2 separate regions of the Homo sapiens genome follow, and region 2 is linked to region 1. A link is an interaction called in ENCODE POLR2A ChIA-PET data of the cell type or tissue named here. Cell type or tissue: PC-9. All regions are shown on one strand.

What was found. Peaks named below come from ENCODE experiments on the same cell type or tissue, not always from the same donor. Only the 100,000 strongest peaks of a DNase experiment are listed, where the experiment ranks them.
Region 2: POLR2A ChIA-PET joins it to region 1 with 10 read pairs; 3 of 35 experiments call an interaction of 5 or more read pairs at or near these places.

Annotation. Positions count from the first base shown.
Region 1 is chr1:214,375,722-214,383,721 of GRCh38, reverse strand. PTPN14 (protein tyrosine phosphatase non-receptor type 14) reads left to right here. Exons shown (of 19, transcript NM_005401.5): 13 at 1-411; 14 at 5,620-5,763; 15 at 7,285-7,503. Among named protein-coding and RNA genes, the nearest start is that of SMYD2, 99 kb to the right of the region's middle. RefSeq lists enhancers at 2,389-2,888, 2,889-3,390. In PC-9, no CTCF peak of the experiment used is centred here; a DNase peak (open chromatin) is centred at 3,091; H3K27ac peaks cover 1,692 bases.
Region 2 is chr1:214,453,128-214,461,127 of GRCh38, reverse strand. All of the region lies in intron 2 of PTPN14 (protein tyrosine phosphatase non-receptor type 14), which reads left to right. Among named protein-coding and RNA genes, the nearest start is that of PTPN14, 94 kb to the left of the region's middle. In PC-9, no CTCF peak of the experiment used is centred here; DNase peaks (open chromatin) are centred at 4,957, 5,887, 6,337 and 7,797; H3K27ac peaks cover 2,007 bases.

The DNA.
Region 1 (8,000 bases):
GAGGAGGAGGAGGAGGCTCCAGAATCGGTGCCCCAGATCCCCATGCTCCGGGAGAAGATGGAGTACAGTGCCCAGCTGCAGGCGGCCCTGGCCCGCATCCCCAACAAGCCCCCGCCTGAGTACCCCGGTCCAAGGAAGAGTGTGAGCAATGGGGCTCTGAGGCAGGACCAAGCCAGCCTTCCTCCCGCCATGGCCAGAGCCAGGGTGCTGAGGCATGGGCCAGCCAAGGCCATCAGCATGTCTCGGACTGACCCGCCGGCTGTCAACGGGGCCTCTCTCGGCCCATCCATCTCGGAACCCGACCTGACTAGTGTGAAGGAGCGGGTCAAAAAAGAGCCTGTGAAGGAGAGACCTGTGTCTGAAATGTTTTCCCTGGAAGACAGCATTATAGAGAGAGAGATGATGATCAGGGTGAGTGTCCTCCTCTCCCAGGGCATTTTCCAGTGTGAAAGCACATGCTTCAGGCACTGAGCAAGGGGCAGGGCTTATGCAGGGAACGTGGTAGGTTTTTAAGGAATCATTGAGCATTTAAAAGGTAGTACTTTATTACACAAAATGTTGAGTTTTTGCCCTTTCAGATAAATCTTCCATTCTCATTTGTGGCTTCTAACAGGTGTACTTGGTACGTTATTGAGGCCAGTGCCTCAGCCAGCATTTTGCTGTTTATTCAAAGCTCAGACTTCCAATTGGGTAAGCTGGTATTGGGGAAGTTCACCTTGCTGTGTCTTTTAGTGTTTTGTTTTCTTGAAGGAAAGCTGTCCCCCACATCCAGTTAGGTATTAAAGAGCAACATCCCTATACCGCCTTCTGTATAGATCCGTAAGTCAAGACTCACCAGTATTGTCTGGACTGTGATATGTCTAGCTTTGTATTCAGATTTTCTTTCAATAGATGTTTCACACAGATTCAAGAAAATTATAGTAATTGGATATATAACTTAGTAATTGGATAAATAATTCTCCATTGAACTTATTCTGTCAAAAATTCACACACATACGTGAATACACACATACATATATACATACATATTACCACTTGAAGATCCATCCTAGTACTAGACATGAATAGCTCTTCTTCATAATATGTACAGAGCCAGGTATGGTGGGGGACACCTGTAGTCCCAGCTACTTGGGAGGCTGAGGTAGGAAGAGCACTAGAAGCCAGGAGTATGAAGCCAGCCTGGGCAGTATAATGAGATCTTATCTCTAAAATAAAATAATAATAAAAAAAGAACCAGCCAGACATGATGGCAGGAGCCTGTAGTCCTAGCTAATCAGGAGGCTGAGGTGGGAGGATCGCTTGAGCCCAGGAATTCAAGGCTTTAGTGACCTATGATTTTGCCACTGCACTCCAGCCTGGATGACAGGACTAAACCTCATCGCTTTAAAAAAATATATTGTACAATTTGGGGAGACAGTTAAGTTGTCAGAACAGGACTATGCAGGCACATATAGAACAACGAAGTGAATCTGCTCTTACTAATGAGAAAATGTTTGGATTATAGCTACTTTAAAAAATCTCGACTGGGCACTGTGGCTCACGCCTGTAATCCCAGCACTTTGGGAGGCCGAGGTGGGCAGATCACAAGGTCAGGAGTTCAAGACCAGCCTGACCAACATGGTGAAACCCCATCAGTACTAAAAATACAAAAATTAGCCGTGTGTGGTGGCGTGCACCTGTAATCCCAGTTACTCAGGAGGGAGGCAGGAGAATCACTTGAACCCACAAGGCGGAGGTTGCTGTGAGCCGAGATGGCACCACTGCACTCCAGCCTGGATGACAGAGCAAGACCCCGTCTCAGAAAAACAAAAAAAAATCTCCATTGCTGCTTGCCATGAACATTTTCACTCCTTTAAAAAAAACCTATTAACTAGAACTAATCAAAGCCAGATTGACTTCTCTTCATTCACCATGGCTGCACCATAAGGTAGCCAAGCCTAATTTTAGGAACTCCGAAACAGTTGTAACTTAAAATTTGCTTTGATGGATTCCATTAGGCCACCTTCATTTCCAGGTCTTCCTAACCCATCACTGGGATTCAACCTGAAAAGAACAATCAAGGCCCAAAGTTTTAAGGAAGCCAAGTTCCTGGGGTCAGAAATTGAATCTGTAGCAACCTTGTTACTTTTGGAAAACCTTAAGAACATTCTCAACCTCACAGTTCTGGCCAGCCCCACTAGAGTAGTGCTAAGAGATTTTTATACAGATATGACTTTTTGCAAACCTAGAAGGAAATTGTGCAAGGTGTACCTTTGCCTCTAGCAAAGAAAACCTTTGGCTTGGAATGGAAGAAATGGGTAGGTGCTGTTGGGAGAGAGCTTTCCCAGCATGGAATAAAGCAATTTATTGGTAGAAAATGATTTTTCAATACTTCTTCCAGACCACTTAAAAGCAACATTAGCATCAAGAACCTATCAGTCTAAGCATTTAATTTAGCTATTTCCCCTGCCAACTTGATACTTAATGATGTCCACATGGTCCCATAACCTCATTTTGGTTGTATTCATCCTCTTCTCTTGTTACTCGTATTAAACAAATAGCCTGTAGCCAAAATCTTGGCATGGGTCTCCTCCTTAGAGCTCCTTGCATTATCACAAAGGAACAAGGAGATTTTCACTATTGTTTTTTCTCCAGATGCTTTTCCATTCCATTCATGTGGGTAATAATGACTAGCAAATTTTAGCCATTAACCTTTAGTTCAAGAAAATAATTACCCCATTTCTACTTCATTTTCCCTGTTGATTTTTTTTTCCCCCAAATCTGCTACACTCAGGAGCTCAAGGACACCGGCAGACCTTAGAGTTGGATTAGGAGCTGCTTCAGTGAGCCAGGAGGCCAGGCAAGGTGGTGACAATGCCAGTGGCTTTGAGCCCAAGATGAGTCTCCATCTGTTTTGTTTTTAATGCAAAAACTCACCCCATAGCCTAAGCAACATCCCCACAGGTCAGATACTTCTCTGCTCTCCTCACTATGGGCAGCTTTTGCCAGCTTGATGGGAATTCATGAGAGGTGATGGCCATTCTAAGGGCCCTCTTGATCAGAACACAATGAGAAACTTTTAGCAAAAGAAAACTCAGGGGCTGGCGGGGTGTGCAGGTATGGTGAGAATTTGCCCTCTGGGCAGCTCTCCTGGAGCTGCTTGTCTGTTTGATGGATGGTTCCGCCGCTTTTATAGCTTCTCATTCTGGCTCCTACTGCTTCCTTGAAGATACTTCCCTGCTTGTAGTCCCCTAGCCAGAAGTTGATGCACTGAGAAGAAAAGGCCCTCTGATCACAGATCAGAGCTTGTGAATTATTATTATTTTTTTTATCTCTGGTAACAAGCTGATAGGGTGAGTGAGAAGGATCAAAGAGACATACTTTGATTTATCACTGAGTAATAATCCTTTCCCGAGAAAGACAAGTTAATTACTTTTTGTCTTAGACCCAGTTAGGGTCACCTTACAGTGCAGGTGGAAAGAAAGCAGGACTGCTGAGAGGAGCTCAGGACCCATTTTTCAGGACTATTGCCTTCTCAAAACTTTGGAGAGCAGTGAAAATAGATTCCCAAGTGAAAGAGGTGGCAGAAATAAAAAAAAAGAAAGAAAAACTCTTTCTCCCCAAAACTAGCAGCAAGCAAACAAAGACCTAAAAATTTTAATCCAGAATCTTCCCCCAGGGGGTTCCCGAGAATTGAGAGACCAGGGTCATTTGTAAGAATATTATATCTTTTGGTGGTAAGTCCTTGGGTACTGTAAACCCAGAAAATCTGAGACAGGTCTCAGTTAATGTAGAAAGTTTATTCTGCCAAGGTTGAGGGTACACACCTGTCACACAGCCTCAGGAGGTCCTGATGACATGTGCCCAAGGTGGTCGGGGCATGGCTTGGTTTTATACATTTTAGGGAGACATGAGACATCAGTCAATATTGTTTCTGTCTGGAAAGGCAGGACAACTTGAAGCAAAGGCAGGAAGACTTGAAGTAGGGAGGGGGCTTCCACGTCACAGGTAGGTGAGAGGCAAATGGTTGCATTCTTTTGTTTCTGATTAGCCTCTCCAAAGGAGGCAATCAGATATGCATTTATCTCAGTGAGCAGAGGGGTGACTTTGAATAGAATGGGAGGCAGGTTTGCCCAAGCAGTGCCCAGCTTGACTTTTCCTTTTAGCTTAGTGATTTGGGGCCCAAGATATTTTCCTTTCACAGTGCTTTTCTCACTTTCTCCCAGTAACCTCCTCTGAGATACTCCTTTGGTTTGTCTGATGAGTCGGCTGCCACCAGGATAGGCATCCTGTTGTCAGTGTCACTCACACAGGCTTCATTCTGATTGTAGGTGACATTGTGGAGACACATGGAAGGGCGTCATGCAGTCCTCCCACCCGCAATTAGAATAATTCATAACCCTGTGGGATGGCTCCGTCAAGACCTCTTCCTGGGGAGTGAATTTATACATCATAGAATAAGGAAAAAAGTCTCTCAAGGCTTGAAAAGAAACCAAGGATTCAATGGCTCTTCATCTGTGTCAGTCAAATGAATCTGCAAATTGGTTGCCCTTCATTGTGAATCAAAATCCTAAACCCTGCAAAACTCATCTGCTTCTATGAGGAATGCCTGTGTTCTTCCCTTAACTTCAAAGACACACTTAATTTTAGGAAAGGCCCTTCGTGGCTTGCTTGAAGTGAGCATAAAGAGAGCTTTTTCATACTCGGTTAGTTTCAAGGACCTGAGGAAGCACAGCAGGAGGCTAAAAACCAGCCCTGCCCAATCCAATTTCAATTTAGAGGTGAGGGCAGAGAGGATGGAAATCAAAAAGCCACAAACCAGGACCAGGTGTAAACATCAAAACCTTTCCCTAAGTGGTCTGCTCAGTTCCGGAGTCCATGTTCCCCCATAGCTCAGTGGCATGCAGTGATGTCCCACCATTTGTGTTGGGAGGCACCGTCTCTGTTACTGTGGGCCCTCTGGGTGAAGCCTGGAGGGTGATGCCTGCGGATCATCTTAGGTGACCCCAGCCAGGCTTTGCTGTTAGTGAGTTTGCTAAACCACATCAGCTCTCAATTCTGGGGATGACACACCCTTAGGTATTCCAAGGATCAGAGATTAATTATAGAATTAACGTCCTCAGCATTAGCCCCTCAGGACGGAAACTTAGGAAGATTTTCCTCTACAGTTTATGTGTGTGGATCTCTCAATCAACAACAAACTGTTTTACAAGTTTTGCTCCGTTCCGTCTGTGCAGAAGGTCCGTCACTGTGATTGGATTAGATGGTTCATATAACCCTGTTTCTCTTTTCCTTGTCCTGTCATCTTTACCTTTCTAAAGTGTATCGCATGTACCCTATTTTGTTTTTGTTTTGTTTTGTTTTGCCCTATGGCAGGGTGTATTTGTAGGGAGTCTTTTTTCTTATTTATTGGTCTATCTAGCTAAGGAGTTAATTAAGAATAAAAGCTCAGGAGTCCTGTAGGAACTGGCTTCCAGGGGCCCAGTGGGAATAGTGGGAAGGCTGTGTTTGAATTTGCCCTACTGATGGTGATTGTCTGCATTCCTTGGCTGGGGAGTTACAGATTTGAGGAGATTAAAACACATTCCAACATTCTACTAGTATTATAAACAATGAGCACATGCCTTTTCTTGCCGCAAGAATCTAGAGAAGCAGAAGATGGCAGGCCTGGAGGCACAGAAGAGGCCGCTGATGTTGGCAGCATTGAATGGGCTCTCGGTGGCTCGAGTCTCAGGGCGGGAAGAGAATCGAGTTGATGCCACCCGGGTTCCCATGGACGAGAGGGTAAGTGGCAGGCTTGTCAATGTGACTCATTCTCTGTAGTCTTAGGATCCCAAAACACCCTCCTTGCCCGAATATGCCAGCATTGAGATTTGTGTGATGCATTCTTTCTTCAATCTGAGATTAGGAAGATCAGGTATAACTGTGTTGCATTAAATCAGTCCCTTTCAGCATCTCATGTTTCTCCATTCCGGTCTTCCTGCTTTGTCCGGTTGGCAGATCATTGGTTGACTAAAACCATCAGCCCCTAACATGCTGTATGACTTGGTCAAGTCACTCAATTTCTTTGGGCCCACTTCCTGTTTTGTAAAATGCACAAGTTAAACACTTGCAGTAGCTCTGAATTTCTGTGATTTTTGTGAGCAATTGCCACTTCTTAGGAAGTGATTATTTTATCCAAGCATTTATTTTTATTTTTAATTTTTTTAAACTTTTATTTTAGTTTTGGGGGCACATGTGAAGGTTTATTACATAGGTAAACACATGTCACAGGGGTTTGTTGTACGTATTATTTCATCACCCAGGTATTAAGCCCAGTACCCCATGGTTATCCTCTCTGCTCCTCTCCCTCCTTCCACCCTCCACCCTCAGGTAGGCCCCAGTGTCTGTTGTTTCCTTCTTTGTGTTCATAAATTCTTATCATTTAGCTCCCACTTATAAGTGACAACATGCAGTATTTGGTTTTCTGTTTCTGCTTTAGTTTGCTAAGGATAATAGCCTCCAGCTCCATCCATGTCTCCCGCAAAAGACATGACCTTGTATCCAAGCATTTATAGAGTTCTTTAAAAATGCTGTCCCCTCGTATGACCATAAAATGAGGCTGATTTATAATTGTCTGGATAATGCATTGTGACAACATGGGTTTTGAAAAGCAGAAAGCAGCTGCATGGTAGTGTTTCAGAAGCGAAGAAAGGTGGATCCTTAGTTCCCGAAATTGCTGTCAGAAGGTTAAGAAACAGGTTGTATAAATGTAATAAAGTACTAATAACACCAGGGTGTTCGATTTCTGCCAGTATGTATCCAGAATTAGAATGTTTTTAAAGCCAGAAGGGACTTCAGAGAAATCATTTAACCCAATTAATACCATGTTATTGGAATTAGTAGTTTGGCCAGGAAGGAGGAAAAAAGAGAGTGATTTAATCCTCAGAGCTATAGAACTGTGGACCAGTATCATCTTAAAAACAGCTATATAGGTGGAGGAAAGGATGTTTGGATAATTAAGATTAACAGTCTCTTTATCATTAGGACTTTAAACAGAGTTGTTAATAGCAAAAATATTGATTTTTGAATTTCAACTCTTGCTAGTTCTTGCAGATTTGTTCTACTTATAATATGAGTAAGAAGGAAAATGGTTATTAGACAAGGGAAAATATCAATATGGTTGATAATGAGACAAACCAAGCATTGATTGTAGAACTTGAAATCTCTTTTAACACAATCGCTAAATATTTAAAGAAATTTGGTTGTTTCATTGAGTTTTTGGATCAGATAATTTAGAGAGCTGAAGATCAATTTCTGTTGCAGTTCAGAACCCTGAAGAAGAAACTAGAAGAGGGAATGGTGTTCACAGAATATGAGCAAATTCCAAAGAAAAAGGCGAATGGCATTTTCAGCACAGCAGCTCTGCCAGAAAACGCCGAGCGCAGCCGAATCCGTGAAGTTGTCCCCTATGAGGAGAATCGAGTAGAGCTGATACCAACCAAAGAAAATAACACAGGATACATTAATGCCTCCCACATCAAGGTAAGAAGGCAAGCCTGTTAGAAGGTTTGGTAAAGATGGCTGGGTTAAAGGGAAAAATGCGGGGAGAAGAAAATGTGTGGGCTGCAGTTGTACCTTTTGGCTTGTCCCCAGACCCTCAGGGATTGTTTTTGAACTCCTGTGCTTTTCTTAGTCAAGTGGAAGGGCATGTCTATCACTGCAGAGAGAAGGAAGTCTAGCAGCCTCAGGAAGAACTTCAGGTCAGCGATTTCTGAAGCTCGCTCATTACAGAGGCTTTAACTTTTCCTTCTCTCTGTGGGCTGTAACTCTCTCTATACTCAGATTATCCTTTTCAGTTTGTAATTAGCAGGTGCTGGAGACTTTGGAAGTTACAGGTATTGCGTTACTGACATAAAAGTGTCATGTTCAATAACAATAGAAACTATTGTTTTTCCCTTATAATACTGCAGGTTATGCATTTTATAAAAGCGCGAGTCCTATTATTGCATGGTATTTAGAAGAGTGGAGTAATTTTCACC
Region 2 (8,000 bases), 77 kb before region 1:
CTTTGATTTCTTAGAGCAATTTTAGATTCACAGTAAAATTGAGAGGAAGGTACAGAGAATTTCCATATACCCCTGGCCCCGTGCATGTACACCCTCCCCCACTGTCAACATCACCCCCTGAGTGGTACATTTGTTATGATTATTGAACCTACATTGACACATCATTATCATGCAGAGTCCGGAGTTTACATTAGGGCTTACTTTTGGTGTTGTACATTCTGTAGGTTTGGACAAATATGATATGCTGCTATTTAACATGGCTTTCAGAAGGATCCAGGCCTGGTTCCTATTGTCAGCAAACAGTCATGCTCTGGGAAAGCTGAATGTGCTAGGGTCCCTGCTCCCAGAAACCAGATAGGGTCTTTGCTCCTAGAGTTTAGAGAACAGGACAAACAAGAAACAAAGCAAGGGGAACTGCTTGTGCTGCGGTACAGAAACAGGAAAGAACATGGAATTTTCAGGGAAAGGCGGAATTCAGTTTGCACTGATGTGTGTGTGTGTATGTGTGTGTGTGTATGTGTGTGTGTGTGTTAGAATTTTCAGGGAAAGGCAGAGTTCAGTTTGCACTGATCTGTGTGTGTGTGTGTGTGTGTGTGTGTGTGTTGGAATTTTCAGGGAAAGGCAGAGTTTGGCTTGCATTGATCTGTGTGTGTGTGGAGGGGAATTTTCAGGGAAAGGCAGAGTTCAGTTTGTTTGCACTGATGTGTGTGTGTGTGTGTTGTGTATGTGTGTGTATGAAAGGGTCATGGAAGGGAAGGAGGGTAAAGGAGGAAGGGGCAGGATGGAGTCTGCTTTTGAAGGGTTTGCTGTGTCTGCCTAGGGAGTTTTAACTAGATCTATAGGATAGTATTTCTAAAATAAGTTACAAAGGATAATTACCACCTTTTGATTGTATATACTCTGCTGAGCAGTTTCCATATATCAGCTCATGTAGTTCTCATAACAAGTCTGATGTGTCCCTACTCTTGCTGTTCCTATGTTACAGATGGGGAGGCTGCAGCATAGGGTGACCTGCCCACAGTCACTGGGCTGGTAAGTTGTGAGGCCGGTTCAAACCCTGGCAGCTGACGCCACTGTTCCAGTTCCCAGAGACTTGTAGTGGGGGAGCAGGGAGTATGGTAAAATGCTTTGGGAAACATTCTTTCCTCAATTCTGTAGTAAAAGAAAGAAAACGGTGTTCCAGTAAGTGTTTCACAGTTATCTTAGCCTTCCAGAAAATACTCTTTTGAACTATGTGGGGAATAAAACATTGCTGTGAAGTGTAAGGTCATCAGAGGACTCCAAGGAGGAGCATGACATAGTTACCTTGCATGTTAGGTAAAGAACTCAGTAGCACTCAGTAGTAGAAAAGAGTGGGGATCGGCCAGGCGTGGTGGCTTGCGCCTGTAATCTCAGCACTTTGGGAGGCCGAGGCAGGCGGATCACGAGGTCAGGAGATCGAGTCCATCCTGGCCAACATGGTGAAACCCCGTCCCTACTAAAATACAAAAATTAGCTGGGCGTGGTGGCACATGCCTGTAATCCCAGCTATTTGGGAGGCTGAGGGAGGAGAATCACTTGAACCAGGGAGTTGGAGGTTGCAGTGAACCAAGATCGCGCCACTGCACTCCAGCTTGGTGACAGAGTGAGATACTGTCTCAAAAAAAAAAAAAAAAGAAAGAAAAGAGTGGGGATCAGCTGGGCACAGTGGCTCATGCCTGTAATCCCAGCACTTTGGGAGGCTGAGGCGGGCAGATCGCCTGAAGTCAGGAGTTCGAGACCAGCCTGGCCAACATAGTGAAACCCCATCTCTACTAAAAATACAGAAATTACCCGGGCAAGGTGGTGCATGCCTGTAATCCCAGCCACTCAGGAGGCTGAGGCAGGAGAATCGCTTGAATCTGGGAGGTGGAGGTTGCAGTGAGGCGAGATTGAGATTGTGCCACTGCACTGCAGCCTGGGTGACAGAGTGAGACTCTGTCTCAAAAAAAAAAAAAAAGAAGAAAAGAGTGGGGATTGGAGGCGAGGAACAGAGATGCCAGTGGGCACAACTGTAAACCTGGCAAGAGGTCATGAGATGAACTGCTTAGGAAAAGTGTGTTTTCATTGTTTTAAAGATGAGGGAAAAATCAGGGATAAGTTGCTGCTTGGGAGCTCTATTAACAAAGACAATTCCAGAGATATAGGAAGCTCAGAAAATCAGAATTCCAATAATGTCATTATAATATGTCTGCATCAGTGGGTTTAACCCTTTTCTGCAAATCTTTGGTGGAGCATGGATGTGTAAATGGAGCTGGGCCTTTTACAGAGGAGATAGGATATCTGGAGCCCTATCTCAGTTTGAAAATAACTAGCCTAGGTTAAGGGAAAAAGAGCTAAAACAATGGTGCCTTATGACTAATTCTCACGGTTTAAAAAAGAAGTACATGAAAACACAGCAGAGTTTAGTGGCTAGGAATGTCAGCTTGGACCAAACTGCCTGAGTTTGAATCCTGGTTCTGCCATTTACTAGCTATGTAACCTTAAATAGAAGTACCCTGTGCCTCAGTTTTCTTATCTGTAAAATGGAGATGGTAATAGTAGCCACCTCTACAAATTGTTGGGAGGATTCAGAGAGTTAGTTTTTCATAGTTGCCACAGTCTCACAGTGCCTGGCATAGGAAGCACTCGATGTGGCTGCCTTCTTTGCAAAACACCACCCAAGCCATCCAGCCTCTGCCATGACACTTCCAGAGACTGGGCTGTCACCCTTTTGTAAGTCTGCTTGTTCCATTTTTAGATGACTTTAATTATTAGAAACTGGGGCCAGGCCTGGTAGCTCACAACTATAGTCCTAACACTGGGAGGCCAAGATGGAAGGTCACATGAGCTCAGGGGTTCAAGACCAGCCTGAGAACATAGTGAGATCCATCTCTACAAAAAAAATAAAAAATTAGCCAGGCATGGTGATGCATGCCTGTAGTCCCAGCTACTTGGGAGTCTGAGGCAGGAGGATCCCTTGAGCTCGGGAGAATGAGGCTGCAGTGAGCTATTAACATACTACTGCACTCCAGCCTGGGTGACAGAGTGAATCTCTCTGTCTCTCTCTCTCTATCTCTCTCTCTCTCTCTAGGTATAGATATAGATATAGATATAGATATAGATATAGATATAGATGAAACTGTGATCTTATATTGAGTTAAAATAGCAAAGTCTTTCAGTTCCTCGAACAGCTAGGATTAATTTAAGGTTGTGCTGTCCAATATGGTAGCCACATGTGGTTATGGAACACGTGAAATGTGGCTATTTTGAACTGAAATGTGTGGTAAGTGTAAAAACACATCAGATTTTGAAGACATAGTATGAGAAAACTAAAATACTCATTAATTATATGTATGTTTGAGTACAGGTTGCAATGATATTTTGAACGTGTTTTAAATAATATTTATTAAAAGTAATTTCACTTTTGGTACTTTTAAATCAATGTGGCTTCTAGAAGATTTAAAATTAAATATGTAACTCACATTTGATTTCTGCTGAACAGTGCTATTCTAAGAAACGCAAAGGGGGCATTTAATGGTAATAGTGAGTATAAGCATCCTAATAAAATGTAAAAATATGCTAGAATAACCTTGGCTCTACTTTTAACTTAACAAGTGGAAGAAGGATAAATGATATAACAAAGGCACCTGAGATACCCTTCAGTTCATTGGTAAACCCTATTTGAGGTAGAGAACTGCTGTGAGGAAATCCAGCGCTCTGGAGAATGGTGACTTTCATAACTCTCGGCTCTCTCCTAAGGCTAAGCCTAAGAGCCTTGGTTTTTAAAAGAGTGTAAAAAAGCTTTTAAAAACCAAACTATAATCATTTCAAAGAGTAAGTCCTTATCCTCTAATTTATCCCCTTTTTCTTTTGCAAATTTATATTTTGATCTTTACTAAAAGCTGTTTTACCCAAAGCTATCACTACAGTAGAAATTTTCCACATTTTGCTATTTTCATAATGACTAGAGATTATAAAGATAAGAAACTTAACATGCATTTCCTATTATCACATAAAAGTTAACTTACATGAAGAATATTTCTGTGGTTTGATTTCATGCTAATCTTTTGGCAATTAATAATTTATGTGGGATTTGGGGGGTACTCAATTAAATGCAACACCTCATGCCCTGGCAGATAATAGTGGAATTCTGCTGTATTTTATAGCTTGTTTAATCACGTCAGTATATATGTGTATTTGCAAAGGATTAAAATAATCAATGCTGATTAAGAATCGACTGAAGAGTAGACTGCTGGGGGAGATTTCTCATCTTTAAGTTTTGTGTTGCTTTTTGTCTTTGTAAAAATGACAGTGTGAAACATTATTAGCTTAATGTCAATCCTAGAATGTAATGGCACCGGCATCTCCATTTTCTAGGTATAGAGATTGTGGGTGAACTATTCGCCAGTCTTAACTTGTACGTCTTCATCTTTCTGTGTATTCTAGGTGAGTCGTACAGTCTCAGAAGAGTGGTTTTTCTTGGCTATGGGACTTGCTTCTTGGGTCTGTGTTACTCTGCATTTTCTTTTCATGTACTTTTATAAAGAGATTGGCTAGGAAAATGAAGAGGGTGCAGTTGTTAATTATAGATGTGTCAGTTATAGAAATCTCAGACCTACCCAGAGTAGAGGTTGATTACACACAAGTTCTTTTCTACCGTTATCCAACTGATGTACAGTGGCTTATTTTCCAAAGCCATTGGAATGTAATTGCATGAAGTGCTATTTCAGAGTCTGCTTATAGTCATCTTTTGAAGTATTTTCCATGCCTCAGTGAAACTGTTCGTGCTTGTATAATATGTAATTCATATATTTTATGTGGAAGCACACCATTTCTTAATTTACAGCTGAAATATTGGGTAAGATAGGCAACCTATTACAACTTAATGCAAGATATTTTAAACTTTTGCTTCTGGATGAGTAACTCTTCAAAATGCTTGAGATAAGATCATGGCTTTAATCCTTGGTAATTGCCAAGACTGCATCTAAACCTCTTACAAATAGCATTAGTCTGTGCCATTGTCACAAAACTGGAAAAACAAAACCCTCAAAAAATATTTCCCTTTTAATAGCTAAGGTGGGGGATTATACCATCTCTTTACAAATAAATGAACAAACAAATAAAAACCACCCCAAACTACTTTTTAATAGATTTTATTTCTTTAGAGCAGTTTTAGTTTCACAGCAAGATTGAGCAAAAGGTACGGAGAGTTCCCATAATGTCCCCTGCCCTCAAAACTACTTTTAAGGGCCCTTATTCTCTAGAATCTTTCCATAATACCAAAAGATGGACATTTTGACGCTGTAGTATCCACACACCAACCTGCCACTGAAGAAACTAGCCGATTTTTTAGTATATGCTTAAATGTATGTTTCCTGTGTTAAAATGCAGTACACCAAACCAAATAAATGAGGAAGCTGCTCACATAAAAATGACATTTTAGTGTGGCTTTCCCTACTTGGTTTCATCGTAGTGCATTTTTTGTAAGTGGTTCAGGGATGTGGTTCTTGTGTCTGAGGACTGGCTCTTCTGTCTTCTTTTCTCATCATTGCAGTAAACTTATTGCAGAACTCATGGCACCAGAGCTGTGTGTTCTAGTTTTCTTAAGAAAACTGGAGCAATAAAATGGGATTCATACCTCACCCAGAGGAGGTATCATGAGGATTAAATGAGTCTGGCTTACTTTTGGTGCCTGAGATATAAACAGAACAGATATTTCAGGCATTTACTCAGGTAATATGATGGGATCCTCTTGGTGTCATGGAGAAGGTGGTTTCTATTTGCAATCATCCACCATGCTTTCTTCAACCATGTGGCAATGTTTAGCAGCTAAGCTCAGCTTTCAAAATTGAGCTAGAGTTTAAATTGGCAAGTTAACCACAAACCAGCCTGGTGGGGTCTCAGCTGGGCTTGACAGGATTAGTAGTTCCTTGGATAATACACAGGAAGTTGATTGGTGCACATGCTAGTTGAAATGAGAGCCTAGGCTCTGATTCCATTTCCTGTGAGGCACTGTGTAGACGTGGGAGAATAAACATGTGCTGTATTGGACTTTCAAGGCAGGGTCTTTCTACTCCAGAGTAGGAAAATAGCTAGAGGAAGAACGGGAGGAGTAGGGTGGGAATGGAAAAGGTTACTTTGGGCATAGCTTCAAAAATCAGGGTGGGGATGGACTTTTCTTCCTGCTAGAGAACTGAATTTGACAGTTCTAAAGTTAGGATGTTCTGGCTGTGAGTAGATACAAACTCTGTCCTCCAGATTACCTGCCTCCCCCAATTCTGCCCTGCACTGGACACCCCGTTTCTTCCATAGTTATGTAATTATTTCACTGGATAATTACCTGGTGAGTCACCCTGAAATATTCTGTGTCCTCTGGAAGGTGCTGTACAACAGCAGTGATAAATTTATGCCATGAATTAGGTTTTTCTATTAGAAGTGGTTTACTTTGTTATTTAGAGCTCTGGCTCAAGATTATTGCCTTACTATCATTTCTCTTGTACCTCATCATCCTCCTCAACATATCCATATGTGTGTATGCACAGGAGTGTGTGTATGTGCAGCTGTAGTGTGCATTTTGTGTGTGTTGTATGTGTGCACATACATGTTCGTGTGTATATATTCCATGGAATATTCTTTCTCTGAGGGATTTCTGGGGTGGAGGTCAGGTCTGGTTTAATGATCTGGATGGATGGGAATGAGAAAAGGAAATTTAAAATAGCTTTCAAGACACAGAAGCAATAAAAATTTTAACCGTTTTTTAAAATCGATTGTAGAACATTTATGCAGTTACTGTGGCCCTCTATAATTTGAATATTACTAATTTGAATGAAGTGTGGACCATAAAAATATCTCCCAAATGTCAAAACTACTTTTAGTGAAAGATGATAAATCATGGTTAGCCTGTTAAGCAATTGTGAAGTTGCCCTCTGTTTCTCCACTAATGCTTATAAAAGGGCTCTTTTCCAACTTTAATAATTGCTGCATAGCATGTTAATTACATATATTACATAATTTATTATATGGAGACTCACTCCTAGGCATCCAAAATACCGTGGAATACCCTCATACAGCCCTGTGTTCCATACAGGAATTCAGTATAATGCAGAGCTACTTTGGACCCTTTTCAGATAAGTTTCTTGAATTGAATACCCAAATGACTTCATGTTAAGGTTAGCTTAAGCCTACATCATAGATCTCAGAGGATAGCATCAGAGTGATGTTCCAGTGTCCCAATATCATCTCTCATGAGATCCTCAAAATCTTAGTGGAGGTATAGCTTTGTGATTTTTTTCCTTACATCTTTTAAATATTTATGTTATTTGTAGATGTTCCAGCTTCTACCTTTGCCTGCTTTTTCTCATTGACTCCCAGATAACCTCTGTTTCCTGATTCTCTGGTTCACAGAGATGTCAGTAGTGCTGATGAAAAAGATTTATGAGGTTTACCTGCTTTGATTTACTGATGATGATGATGGTGGTGGCGATGGTGGTGGTGGTGGTGGTAACAGGAGTAGTAGTCGTGCAGCCGCAGCAGCAATAGAAGGTACCACTTATGATGTAGTTACTTACCATGTGCCATGCAGGTGATTGACAGGCATTATCTCATTTACACCTCTCAGAGCCTGTGGGCAAAAGTTGTAACCATCATCTCCATTTTGCAGAGGAGAAAACTCTGAGAGTCTAGAAGGCTCAATGACTTGTGTAAAGTTACTGAGACAGTGAGTGCAAAAGATGGGAGATGGACTGACCTCCAAGTCTGTTTTCTTTCTATTCAGCCACATTTCATTTCCTCTATGTCATCACTCAGGTTGGAACAACTAATGGACTCAGTGGAGCTAGGAAATGAATAATAGGGTCAGAATTCATCCAAGTAAGTTTGTCTAAGTTGATAGAAATATAACCTTGGCTCTGGTTGGCATTTTGTTGCTCAAGAAATGCATAGATTTCTGATGTGAACTTGTCCTTTGGAACATCATGGGAGAAAGCTAATCAAATCATTAC